3 separate regions of the Mus musculus genome follow, and regions 1 and 2 are each linked to region 3. A link is a contact called in ENCODE Hi-C or POLR2A ChIA-PET data. All regions are on one chromosome and are shown on one strand. The core of a region is the stretch at or near the end of the contact, and the rest is flanking DNA. Distances in the headings are between cores, read along the strand shown.

What was found. A loop is a pair of places that touch in the nucleus more often than their neighbours do. ChIA-PET counts read pairs that join two places held with the same protein, here RNA polymerase II (POLR2A).
Region 1: a map of regulatory T cell shows a loop between it and region 3 (2.3-fold over the local background). The contact joins the promoter of Ltbp3 here to the promoter of Kcnk7 in region 3. A Hi-C loop is called at or near these places in 1 of 37 maps with a recorded cell type or tissue (regulatory T cell). POLR2A ChIA-PET finds 5 or more read pairs at or near these places in 3 of 5 experiments (Patski and embryonic stem cell).
Region 2: a loop to region 3 is called in a map of T-helper 2 cell, with 1.8 times the contacts of the local background. The contact joins the promoter of Sipa1 here to the promoter of Kcnk7 in region 3. A Hi-C loop is called at or near these places in 2 of 37 maps with a recorded cell type or tissue (T-helper 2 cell and heart). POLR2A ChIA-PET finds 5 or more read pairs at or near these places in 3 of 5 experiments (Patski and embryonic stem cell).

Annotation. Positions count from the first base shown.
Region 1 is chr19:5,738,663-5,743,022 of GRCm38, forward strand. It overlaps Ltbp3 (latent transforming growth factor beta binding protein 3), which reads left to right and starts at 2,238. Exons shown (of 28, transcript NM_008520.3): 1 at 2,238-2,323; 2 at 2,673-3,900. The coding sequence starts at 3,579.
Region 2 is chr19:5,661,676-5,666,045 of GRCm38, forward strand. Sipa1 (signal-induced proliferation associated gene 1) reads right to left here and starts at 2,032. Exons shown (of 17, transcript NM_001164480.1): 1 at 1,929-2,032. Pcnx3 (pecanex homolog 3) reads right to left here. Exons shown (of 35, transcript NM_144868.3): 33 at 4,033-4,166; 34 at 3,654-3,952; 35 at 2,960-3,572. The coding sequence ends at 3,378.
Region 3 is chr19:5,701,734-5,706,216 of GRCm38, forward strand. It overlaps Kcnk7 (potassium channel, subfamily K, member 7), which reads left to right and starts at 2,738. Exons shown (of 3, transcript NM_010609.3): 1 at 2,738-3,061; 2 at 4,334-4,483. The coding sequence starts at 2,743. It overlaps Map3k11 (mitogen-activated protein kinase kinase kinase 11), which reads left to right. Exons shown (of 12, transcript NM_022012.3): 12 at 274-1,132. The coding sequence ends at 611.

The DNA.
Region 1 (4,360 bases), core at 988-3,487, 36 kb after region 3:
TGTGCACAAGTCCCCCTCCCATATACAGAACTACACAGACATATACACACAAAATAAATAAAAGACAGCTCTGACAGCACACACCAGGGGAGGGACGACAGCTGGGGAAGACCTGCCTTAATGGTCTGGAATGGCCATGGTCTCCTTGGCCTTACAGAATTGTCTTCTACAAAGATGGCGGCTATGGATGGCTGTCAAGAAGGCTGGAAAAGGCAGTAGAGCATGGTGGCCGAGTGTGCTCAGCTGCCTCAGTTTACCCTGCAGATCTGCTCCACTTCCCTGCAGTATATTAGGTGGTCATACTACTGCACTGCCAGGACCAGCAAAATTGGAAACAAGAGGAGATTAGAGATAGCATCTATTGCTTGGGCTCCTTTCTGACAAACTGCAAGGAGGGACTCAGGGGTCTGTTGAGGGCCCACAGTTGTCTGAGGTCCGTCCCCCGCCCCCCCCCCCCCCCCCGCCCTGCAGCTTCAGGTCCAGGGTTCTCTTCAGTTAGCCTGGGCATATAAAGGCTTTTCTCATAGTCTCCTCAATGGTGATGAGTAAGGTCTTCCCTCCGATATTAGTCTGTGAGTACAGCAGGAGGGGGTGTCTTTCCTAGACAGTCTCTCCACCCTGCTTAACTCACCAGCCTGAAGGGTACCAGCCACTCCTTGCTGAGGCCCTGAGAGCCTAAGGAGTCTACCAAAGATCACATCTGTGGACAGTCACTGCCAGACGATCTAAGCTGGACTCATTGCTCCTTCCTGACCCTGAGTCCCTGCAGCAGCCCAAGACAAGGGTTGTCTCCACTCCCACTCACAGCAACACATGCTGCTGGTCATATACTCCTTCTAGAATGTTCCTTTTGGCTTTTCCACATCAAGTTCCTTTCATGTCACTCTGACGCCCCTACTGGGTCTCTGGGATAACTATCTCTCCTCCCTGGTGCACAAGAATGGCAGCTTGCCTGTTTCTGTGGGCCCTTCTCGTGAACTACTGAGTCACCTTTCCCACAGAGTAACATTCCCTGTGTGCTCAGGAATGAGCCTATGTTCCAGTCTGTCATGGGCTCAGGTGTCTCTGCTCAGAAGACTTGAAAGGGACCTCCATAGTGTCCCTCTCCTGTCTTTTTCTCTCACCTGCCAGGGGATGAAGCCAAACCCTGAGACCACATCACCTGCTTCTCTGTATCATTTACTTCACAATGGCGCGACTTTCCACAGTCCCAAATCAAACAGCCACATCCTTCCAAGAGGTGTGCGGTGGGCAGATCCTCATCGGCCCTGATACAGTGCCCGCTGATCCAAATTCCTCACAGTGACTTACATACCCACTCAGACCACAGCTGCACTGCCCTCTGCCCTTCCCACCGTGTTGCTCGCCTGGCTTTTCCTCTGACTTGGAAAGGACAGCGGTTTTTTTTTTTTTTTTGGTTTGGAAGTTTGTTTGTTTGTTTGTTTTCTCACTCTTGACTCTGCAAGACTCATTGCAGTCCTTTTCACCTTTCTCGGCTTCCCAGCATGCCCCAAGGCTCCCCTCATTACTTCCCTTCACTATGGAAAAGCGTGTTTGAAGGAAGCTGTCCCAGACCCCCACAGCCCACCACTCCTTTTGTTTCACAGTTGGGTGACTAGATCTCATTCCATGGGCAAGAATTCCAAGGCTTGGAGAGCACGAGATTCCAAGCCTGGACTGTTTGACAGCGCCTTGTTCCAAGGTGAGCCTCTGCCTACTCTGCACAGGGGAGGGTCAGGTTTACACCAGTTCAAAGGAAAAAATGAATGTAAGAGCGCTCAGCACCACTCCTGCCAGGTGGAAAGTATTCAGTGTTACTGTTGCAACAGTGTTACTAGAGCAGGGGGAGGGGTCCCCCCTCCCAAGTCCTCCTAGATTCTAGCAGCAAGGAATCCTCTTGGGACACAGAGGTCACCCCCTGCCAGCATTGCAGCAGTAGGCTGTACTGAGCAGCGCCTGAGCTACTGAGCAATTCAAGCAGAACTCATCAAATGGCCTCCCTCAGTCCCTCCGAAGCTACCCAAATAAACTCAGCCTTAAAGTAAAAAAAAAAAAAAAACCAAAAAACAAAAAAAACCACCATTAGCTCTTTGGAAAGGTGTGCCTAAAGCCGAGCCCAACCCCCTCTTCCCATCAGATTACCACCCCCTGATTCCCCTGGAGAGGGCCTGGCATGAACCAGACTTGGCATGGTTCTGACCCTGGTCACCCTTAGCCCTACTAAGTTCTTTTGAGTCAGACACTGGATCCTGGGGCTTCCTAGCACGTTCTCACAGTATTGTCCAGATCCGGGACACCACAGCCTCCCCTTTCAGACCAGTGAGTAAGTCTAGCTCTTCTACAGCCTTGAGCAAATTCAAGACCCTTCCCCACCCCCCTGTCAACCCCTGCCCCAGGGCCCTGCTGGGCTTCTCCCCAGCCCCCTGAGCACTCAAGTAGCACTCCCTTCTCCGGCTGTTAGCCTGGGAAGGGGGCCAGGCCCTGAGCTCAGACCTTGGCGATTCCAGAGTGTCTGAGGCCCAGAGCCAGCGCCGCCAGCCAGGCCAGACGAGGGGAAGGGGGGAGGTGGCAGGGTGGGCACCAGGAAGCCCTCTAAGGAGCGGGGGGGGGGGGGGGAACATTGGCAGGGAAGCCAGGTTTCTAGCTTTGTTCTTTCTGCTCTTCTTCTTGAGGCCACAGGGTTCTCCCCGGCCAGTAAACCCTGGCCAGAAGGTGCTCTCTCCTGCTTAAATCCTTTCCTTCGAGAGAAGACAGGACCAGGAATAAGGACCCATGACTTCAGGGCTTCGAGAACCCCTACATGTACAAAGGCCAATGGGCAAAAGTTAACAGACCTCTGATCCTCCAAGCAAGGACCATCTGCCTCGGTTTCCCCATTTTGACCAGGTGGAAAAGTAGTTGGGCGGGGGAGGTGTGCACAGGCCTCTGCACCCCGCCCGGAGGAATCTGGCGGAGTCCCCAGGTGAGGATTCTTCTGGAAAGAACCCAGGTCGGTTCCTGCGCGGGGCGGGCACCTAGGGGGCTGCCCCCACTCCAACCGGCGCCCTCCCTGCCGCACATCGTCGCTTCTCCGGGCAGCAGCGAAAGACGCTTGAACCAGAAGGAAAAAGAGAGAGGAGAAAAAAAAATTGTCTCCCTGGCCCCGGGCCAGCGTCCCAGCCCCCCTCGCCGCCGGCGCGCTCCAGCCAGGGAAAACAACTGCTCACTTCTCCCTGCGTCCTCCCCGCGCGCTCCCTGCTTCCCGGCGGCCGCGGGAGAGGAGCCCGGCCAGGGGGAGGCGCGGAGCGGGCTGGCCGCCCGGCCTTCCTCTCCCCTCGCTCCTCCTCTCCGCCTCCACTTGCTCCGGCCTCCTCGCTGCGGCCTCAGTTCGGGGCCTGGCTGGGTTTCTCCCGGCCAGGGAAGTTTCTTCGCTCTACCCTCAGTGCAGCTTCCATCGCTCTCCCTCGCAACGGGGATCCCGGCCGCTCCTGCTGTCCCCTCCCTACCCTTGGCTTCTCGCCCCGCTCTGCCCTCTGCTACCAACACTCGATCCCCTGCTCGGGCTCGACCTCCAATCTCCGAGGGTCGTGCGGCCCCGGATGCCCGGGCCCCGAGGGGCTGCCCACGGCCTGGCCCCTGCGATGCGCCAGGCCGGGGCATTGGGGCTGCTGGCACTACTCCTGCTGGCGCTGCTGGGCCCCGGCGGCGGGGCCGAGGGTGGGCCGGCCGGCGAGCGGGGCACAGGCGGGGGCGGGGCGCTGGCCCGCGAACGCTTCAAGGTGGTCTTTGCGCCAGTGATCTGCAAGCGGACCTGTCTGAAGGGCCAGTGTCGGGACAGCTGTCAGCAGGGCTCCAACATGACGCTCATCGGAGAGAACGGCCACAGCACCGACACGCTCACCGGTTCTGGCTTCCGCGTGGGTGAGGGCCAGGGGGCTCTGGCTGGGGACATAAGGAAGGGCAGGCAACAGCACCAGGCAGGAAACAGAGTGGAGCATTGGGGATAAGAGATGGGGAGCTGGGATACATCGATCGCGGATCTGGGGCCAGGGCTCTGAGAGGCTGCGGTCCATGGAAGACAGAGTGAGGTGCTGGGCTTTTAAGTATTGGATAAGGGTTGAGGCTTAAGCTCGGGTCTCGGATGACACAGAACTCCTGGGAGGTGCTCAGTTTGAAGAGGGAGCGTACAAGGGGTTGGAGAGATGAGAGCAAGGGTAGGAATTCACGCAGAAGGGGGTAAATATTTCACCCCCCAAACAGAAATCTTTCAACTGTCTCAAGTTTGGCCTGGTGGAAGGAGACACCTGTGTTCTCAGGAAGGCGGAGCTAGGATCAGGACTGGAATGAGGGACTTAGCTCTTGGCAAAATCTGAGGGGAAAA
Region 2 (4,370 bases), core at 782-3,281, 41 kb before region 3:
GCCCCAACTCAGCCCAGCCCCCTGCTTGGCTCCTATATCCTGAGGAAGGTGCTAGGGTCACAACAGCTCAGTCATGGGACCCAAGACACCTAAGTCTAAAGGACAAGACTAATACTAACCTCTTGCAGGTCACTATGCCCACTCCCAGGGGTGAGAGAGGCTAATCCCAACAGGACCCTGTGGATGTCTGTTTACCTGGCCTCACATGCATGGACAGGGAGGTCTGAACCCAGTGAGACAGGTCACAGTGAGGCCCAGTTAAGAAGATGAGCTTGCCTGAATTAGTTCCATGTTCAAACTAGAATTTGAACCTTGTCTCTGAATCTCGAAGGCAGTAGTTCTCAACCTTCTTAACTCTGTGACGCTTTAATACAGTTCCTAATGCGGTGGTGACCTCACAGCCAGAAAATTATTTTCATTGCTACTTCACCACTGTAATTTTGCTGCCCTTAAGAATCATAACATGAGCCGGGCAGTGTTGGCACACGCCTTTAATCCTAGCACTCGGGGAGGCAGAGGCAGGCAGATTTCGAGTTCAAGGCCAGCCTGGTCTACAGAGTGAGTTCCAGGATAGCCAGGGCTACACAGAGAAACCCTGTCTTGAAAAACAAAAAGAAGAAGAAGAAGAAGATAAATATCTCAAGTGTGACCCCTGTGAAAGGACTGCTCGACCCTCAAAGGGGTCCCAGCACACAGGTTGAGAACTGCTGCTTCTGGACTTGTCAGAGCTGCACCTGCCTACTCTGCCCGTGTGCGTAGGAGTAAGGCAGCCTTGTGAGGGGAGACGGGAGAGGCTCAAGGTCTCACAGGATGTAAGGCTGAAACACCCAAGGCCCCAGGGACCTACTAAGTGCGGAAATGTGGTGAAGCTACACTAGGCAGGTGCAAAAGGTGTGAGAAGGCCGAGCCTACCTCGGCGTGAGCTAGGAATGGAGCCAACAGCTGGGGCAGGGGCAGGCCTCCATTAGTACTTTTTTTTGCATCATCCAGTGGCATCAAGGGGGCCAGGCTGGGAGGGGACAGGGAGCAGCTCCACGGTGCCCCTCAGCTGGGTCTCCAGAACCAAACAAGAGCAGACCTCCTCAGGGTCTTCCTGTCTGTCTGTCTGTCTTCTAGGATAAGCTCTGATGCTGCACTTCATGAGTTCTTTGAAGACTCCTTGGAAACTGAAAGGTGAAGCCAACTATGTCCGTGTGTGAACTGTGCAGGCCCCAGGTCCATAGACCAAGCTGTGGGCACAGACTGAGGCCGCAGTGCCGGGAGGAGCCCTGGGAATGTGTGCAGCCCAGTCCAGGAGCTCCCTCTTGTTCTGGCCCTGCCTTAAGGGGTGTACTTGGGCTCTGCCCCCCACCCCTCATCTTCACACAAGGTCCATTGAGGCCAGGACATTCCTTGCAGCCTGTGTCACTGAGGGGGGAAAAGGGGGGTGCCCCGCCCCCACAGATCCGGAAGGCCTGGCTGCCCCAGGAGGAGGCGCTGGATGCTTCCCAGCACATCTGGAGGTCGTGACCCTATTTCTGTTGCCAGGGAGTGCTGCAGATGTTTCCTCCCAGGCCAGACTCAGGATTGCAAAGGCTGGGAAAGAGGTCACACTGGGAAAAGGGGAGCCCCAGAATAGGGGGAGCCCCACACACTCAGCAGCAGGAGCAGCTGCCAGCATTGCTGAGAAAAGTCCAGAACCAATGAATCCACTCAGTGGAGCTCTGAATCTGCTCATGCAGAGGAGGGAGTGGGAGCTGCCAGCAGGAGACAGAACACTGGACGTGCTGACTCGGGGCTGGACTGGGGCAGGAGGTTGGGTGGGGTACGTGTAGCGAAAGCAGCCAATAGTCCCGTTCCTCCCCACACTACAAGGGTTCACGTCCAGGCTACTTTGTTGGGTATCCAGCCCGAACCTGGTGCCTCCCGATCCCTGATCCCGCCAGTACCTCTCGGGCTCAAGCTGGCCACCGCTGCCTTCCGCACCAAGGTCCCGCTGCCTGCTCACACCGCTCCCGGCGCCTCCGCTCCGCCTGGGGGCGGGGCCAGGATGGAGGCGGTACGTAGTGGAGGGGCGGGACTACCCGGGAGCTGTCTAAGGCGGGAAGCACAGTGGGTGGGGACCTCCGACAGGAACCTAGGCAGCCCCGGACAGCCTGAAGTTCTCTGTCCCAGCCTTCAGCTGCTCTTTTAACTCCCGGTCCTAGCCCAGTCAGTGACTTCACCGAGAAATGGGAACAAATGTACCTGCCTTCCAGACCAATTGGAGCGCTAGAGGCCACTTAGTGTCCTGCTGTGGCTCAGCAGACAGCAGGTATTAGGGCCAGAAACTATTTCACTCTTTAAGGGCTGGGCCAAGCTAGATAACTGATCTACACAGGCTACCATTTATGCAATGGCGAACACCATTAAATCCAGCACTCTGAAGGCAGAGGCAGGTGGATCTGAGGTCAAGGCCAGCCTGATGTACATAGGGAGTACATAGTAAGCCCCTGTCTCAAAAACGAAATAGAATCCTTTCTATTCACCTGTTATTTTCTTTAAGCTTGGAACAAATGAGGTTGAGCAGTCTTTGATCAAGATCAAGGCTGATGGATGTGTGAGCCACCTGGGCATAGAGGACTGCTTGAAAAGCAGAGGCTCAGCTCTCTCCTTTATCCTCTCACTTCTTTCTCCTCTTCCCTTTGTCTTTTCTCTCCTTTCTCTTTCTTCTTCTCTAGCCTTCCCCGTCCCCACACACTCTCTCTCTCTACCTTTTCTCTTCCCCCCTGCATTTCTATAATAAAGCTCTTAAACCATTAAAAAAAAAAAAAAAAAAAGAAAGGCAGAGGCAGGTGAGGAAGGCAGCCCATCCCACCTCATGTCTGCCTGGAGCCCAGCAGTCTGACCCCTTATCCCTCACACTCTTCTGACTTCAGCCTCCCTGCCTCCGGCACCTCTACCAACCTCACCTCGTCCCACAGAAAATAAAACTGCCAACCAAAATCAAAAATAGTGTTATTAATTTGGTGTCTCTGAAGCACAGAAAAAAAAAGAAAGAAAAATGACAAAAGAACGAATGAACCCACCCTTGCCACATATCGGGCCCCAGGTCCAGGCTAAGGAGGCCAGCCTTGGGGGCAGTGCAGGCCCCAGAGGCAAAGTCAGTCCTGGCCATGGGCTCCAATGAGGGACCAGCCCATGGGTTTGGCTCTTAGGGCCTGGCTAGGAGGCTGCTGCCTCAGTTTGGGATCCAGGCCACGGATCAGGGAGAGAAGTCTAGGTCACTGAGTTGTGACACTGAAGTAGCCAGATATCAGGGTGCAGACACCAGAGCCAAAGCCAATCAGTTCTGTAGTCCAGCAGAGTCCGAGTTACTGAGTCCCGGGATGCGATCCAGCAGAGGCCAGGCTGACTCCTCAGTACTGATGCTCCAGCAAGGGCTGGGCAGCCGGGCTCTCGCGTTCCTCAGCAGGGACAGGCCAGTCACCTGGGGCACCGGAGGGTGTGCAACCCTCAGGAATACTGCTGTCCAAGCAAGGAAGGTCCTGGGTGGTTCTGGCAGGTGAGGCCTCAGAGCTGACATCAGGACTGAGGCTGAGGTCTAGAGGGGCCTATGGGAGAGAAGACAGACAGATGAGCAGACAAACCGACCTGAGAACTCCTGGGGTCGTCTTCTTCCACAGGCTCCTTACCTGAGATTTGGGGGTGCCTCCTTTGGGGCTCCCTGAGGCTGGCTCCCCATCAGGTCCTCCCAGTCCCTTCCGACCCCCCAGACTCCACTTCCCACTGGGTCCCTCAGAATTGAGGAGAGCAGGGCCAGAAGGTCTTGAGGGCCGGGGACCCTCAGTGGGAGCAGGTGAAGCAGGGGGTGGTCCAGGGAGCCGAGGGGGAGGCCACTGCAGCAGAGGAGGGGGCCGCCCATCACCAGAGCCACTGAGGGAAGGCCGTGGTCCCCAGCTAGGACCTGGTGGGAGGGGCTGCTCACTGCTGCCTGTAGGAAACAGATAAGAGCAGAGAGCTCGGCTGGGCCGCAGTCTCACCCACAGGCTCAGTCCAGCTTTGCCCGCTTACCTGCTGCATTTTCAGGCGTAGGGTGTGCCAAGGGCGGATGATTGCTGAGGGAGGTCAGGCCGCCACCCCCACCACAGTCCGAGTCATCCACATTCCCTCCGCTATTACAGCCAGCGCCACAGCCCTTATGAAGTCTGGGTGGAGAAGCGGGAGACGCGTGAGGGGTCCAGGGCGAGGCATTGCGAGCCCTACAGAAACATCTGAGTCCCAGGAGTCTCATCTCTTGAGAGATCCTGCTGCCTAGTTTATAGTCTTTTAAATACTAAAGCCCGCTCTAGGGGAAAGAGGGTCTCTCTGGGAGAAGGGCCCAAGCTCACTGACTGCAGGACTTTGTCTCT
Region 3 (4,483 bases), core at 1,488-3,987:
TAAGGAGCACAGAGCATACAGATGCAAAGGCTTGGGGTTCTTACAGCTAGTAAGTCACCAAGCCCAGATAGGTCTAAGCCAGCCTGACCCTGAAACTGTGGGATGAACAGATGATCTCAGAACGTAAGGAGCCATAGAACCCACAAGGCTATGGCTACCCATAACCCTGAAATGCTAGAAGCCCAGGCAAGAGCAGGGCAGTTTCTCCAAGGGACATCTAAGAATGAGTGGGTGCCTGCCTAACCATGTACCCGTACTTTTATACCCCCATAGGGAGAACCGTCTCACCCCCACCAGGAATATCACGCTCTGCTCCTGGCACACCTGGAACCCCTCGCTCACCACCGTTGGGCCTAATCAGCCGACCTCGGCCCTCACCACTCCGTAGCCGTATTGACCCATGGAGCTTCGTGTCAGCTGGGCCACGGCCTTCACCCCTGCCCTCTCCACAGCCTGCACCCCGACGGGCACCGTGGACCTTATTCCCAGACTCAGATCCCTTCTGGGACTCCCCACCTGCCAACCCCTTCCGGGGAGGCTCCCAGGACTGCAGGACGCAGACCAAAGACATGGGTGCCCAGGCCCCATGGGCACCAGAAGCAGGGCCCTGAGTGGGCCAGACCACACCCCACGCTTCGGCTGCCTTCGAGGAGGCATAGCATACACTGGAAGAGGAACCAGGAGGCCTCTGTGGCTGCCTTGGTTTCCCCCAGGGACTCTGACCCTTTGGGGGTCAGGAACACTACACTGCACAGAAAGCCTTCACACTGGATGGGGGCTACACCCCACATGCCTACAAACTGTAGGGACCCCTGACTTACTGCCCCACTGGGGCCTGACACTGTACCTAGCTGGTTAGGAGGACCAGAGCCTGTCTCAGGGAATTGCCCCCAGGAGCGGAGCAGGGAGCAGGGAGGTCCAGGGGAAAGGGGCTGACCTCAGGTGTCACCAGCACTTTTGACCAAGTCCTGTTACTGTGGCCCCTGTCTCCAAGGCTGAGTTCCTGGACCCCCAACCCTGGAAGTTATTGGAGCCGGGGCTCTCTGGGTGCCTTTCTACTGCCCCGCCAAGGTTGGAGCCTTGGCTTGGGGAGCCAATGAAGCCAAATAAACTTGTAAGCTGTCTCCCCAAATGTAATGTCACCTTTCTTGGAGGTAATCTGGTGTTTTGTCTTCATGCCCCTAGAACTCTGGGCAGATAAGTAGCTGAGGCAGAGCTAGGAGGCCTTGTGCCTCCTCTCCTAGGACCAAGCCCAGCAACTGGGTAGTCGCTAAGGCCCAGCCCAGCCAGCCTCTCACCATTGCCAGGCTTTTCCTTGAGCCATCTCTACCATTCAAGTGATGCTTTGCCCGGAGGTTCCTTGTTGCCGGTGGTCCCTGTCTGCCTGCTAGGCCCAGCTGCGATGTCATCTCTAGGAACCTTTCCCAGGATGTGTCGTCTTCACCCCAGGGAGATACTCACCTCTGGGAAAAATCTCAAGGGTTTGCCCTGGGTTTGCCTCTCATATTCTGGATATGGGGAAGCCCACCCACCTGGAAGCATGGTGACCCTCCCTGGTGGCCTGGACCTGGCCTTGAGGTTCCCACCCAGTCAATGCCTTAGGGCAGTCCTTCCATGGTTTATGAATGAAGCTCCCCCAATTTACACAAAGTAGCCATTCCAGGTCTGCAGTCCAGCCAGGCAGAGGCAGGAGATCTGCAGCAAGAGCCAGAACAAAGAGTCAGGAACACCAAGCGCCCTTACCTCATGCTCTCTCCAACTGTGTCTATTCTGAGTCCCACAGAGCCTCTCCCACCCTCTGCTTAGGCGATCACTGTCCCACCCAGAATGCTTCAGCATCCTCACAAGATCTTTGGTCTACTTGCCAACAACAACCTGTCTCCTCAGCCCCTTCTTCATGGTTGGTCTCTGACTCCTATATGACTTTTTCCCTGATGTTATCTTTAAACTTTTATTTTATTTTAGACAATCTTACTCTATTGCCCTGACTTCGAACCTGCTTTGTAGATCAGGTTAGCCTTGAACTCACAGAAATCTTGAAGGCATTCGCCATCACACTTGGCCCTATATTTTTATATAGATTGCTGTTTTGCCTGCATGGGTCTTTACCACAAGTGTACCTGGTATACCTGTGCCAGGGGAAGGCTCTCAGGTAACCTGGAACTAGAGTCACTGGCAGTCGTGAGCCACCATGTAGGTGCCAGGAATCGAACCAAGGTCCTCTGGAAGAACAGCAAGTGTTCCTCACAGCAGACCATCTTTCCAGCACCATAACTAGCTTGTTCTCTGGTTGGAATATTACTTCCTTCAAAGAGTTTTCCTGGGAAGTTTGCCCTCCCCGCAGGCTGCTCCCTGGTAGTTTGTCAGCAGATTTCTTATGGGAGCAGCAGGAGAGGACAAACCTGTGTCTGTCATCTTCCCTGGTGTCTGAATGAGTGATGCATATGTGACCAAGGAGGCGTGACTTTGCGTACGTTCGTGTGAGGATCTCTCCAGGCTTTTCTCACCCAGTCAGTCTTCTCACCACAGTGTCTTCCTCCGCCCACCCCCAGTGCCCGGCTGCCATGTCTTGCCCCAGAAACTGGGCGTGCTGTGGCTCACCTCCCTCATTCACGTTCATTCTAGTCATCTCAGCCGCCTACCCACGCAGCACCTCCTCCCCGCCACGCCCTTCGCAGCCCCTCCCTGGTGCCACTGGTGGCTTAGCCTACTCCCTCACCTTCCCAGACTCAGTGCCATGCTATGGGGAGTCTGAAACCATGGGCCCGATACCTGCTCCTGCTTATGGCCCACCTGCTGGCCATGGGCCTTGGGGCTGTGGTGCTTCAGGCCCTGGAGGGCCCTCCAGCTCGCCACCTCCAGGCCCAGGTCCAGGCTGAACTGGCTAGCTTCCAGGCAGAGCACAGGGCCTGCTTGCCACCTGAGGCCCTGGAGGAGCTGCTAGGTGCGGTCCTGAGAGCACAGGCCCATGGAGTTTCCAGCCTGGGCAACAGCTCAGAGACAAGCAACTGGGATCTGCCCTCAGCTCTGCTGTTCACTGCCAGCATCCTCACCACCACCGGTAGGCACTACCACCACTACCACCAAGCAAACCAGGAGGAGGACCCAAGAGCTCTAGGGTGCAAGCCCTTCCCCCACCCCAAAGCTCCAGACAAAGCCACGGCTCTATCAGACCTGACATCACAAGTGGGGCTCCCCACACAACACACCCCAACTGGTGCCTCCACTTAAGCTGCCAGGAGGGGTGTGGCCTCCCCAGCCCCGCCCCTCAGCACTCTGCATCCAGCAGAGAAACCCGGGTCACATAGGCCTGAAGCCAGACAGAGAATACATCTGGGTGGGATAGACTCTTGGCTAGAGAGATGCTGTAGGAAGCACAGCTTAGAGCCGCCCTCGAGGAAGTCTGAGGGGAGGAAGTGGTGATGATGTGCTCAGAGCCCAGTGAACAGGGTGCAGAAGTAGGTCGGGTTAGCGAAATTCCTGGCTAAGAGAACAGATGTGCTTAGGCACAGAACTAGTCCTAGGGGGTTGGTTTTGTTTCATTGTCCTGCTAATAGTCTAAATACTTTTCAAAGTGAAATATGTATCTCTAACTTCCTTTCCAATTGGCTGGAGCAGGATGGAGCCTGCCTCTAGACCACATGGCCGCTGGCCCACCCAGTCTTCACTACACTCTTACCTCACAGCTGACTCCTAGGAGCTTTGGCCTTTGTAACCCATGGACCCTGCTGATCTTGTTCTCCCAGCATGCCCCAGTCTCCTACCTCTCCCTTTCTTGCTCCCTGCTTCTCTGGCTCTAAATGCTGTCTCTCGTGCATGCTGCCTCTTTTCAGAACGTCTTGTTCCCTTGCCTGCTTCCCTCCCATAACCCAGAGCCCGGGCAGATACACATTTGGGGAAAGAAGGCGGATGGCATGCCACAGGTTGAAGATTTGGAAATAATGGTAAAAATAAGAACTGACAAACCCAGGAAGTCAGGATCTGGCTGGGGAGACATTAGTTGTGGAGCGCTTGCCTAGAAGGCATGGGGCTCCCTGGTCTCCATCTGAAGTACAGATAAAGAGGAAGGGTCTCTCAAAGCCAGAATCAGCTTTAAATTGTTCCAGCTACAGACAGCCTAGGGCATCTGTCTTCAGAATTAATTTTCCAGAAAAGACAACAGTAACCCAGTGAGGTTAAGAAGCCAGTCCACCATCCAGTGAAAAGAGGACCCCAGCCTGAAGCATTCATGTCATCACCAAAAGGCAGACTTCTGTGGGAGGTGATGGAGAAAAAGTGACCGCCAGGGGCAGCCCACTCAAAAGCTTGCTGCCCTCTTCTCTCTCTTTTCCAGGTTATGGCCACATGGCCCCACTCTCCTCAGGTGGAAAGGCCTTCTGTGTGGTCTATGCAGCCCTTGGGCTGCCAGCCTCTCTAGCACTTGTGGCTGCCCTGCGCCACTGCTTGCTGCCTGTGTTCAGTCGCCCAGGTGACTGGGTAGCCA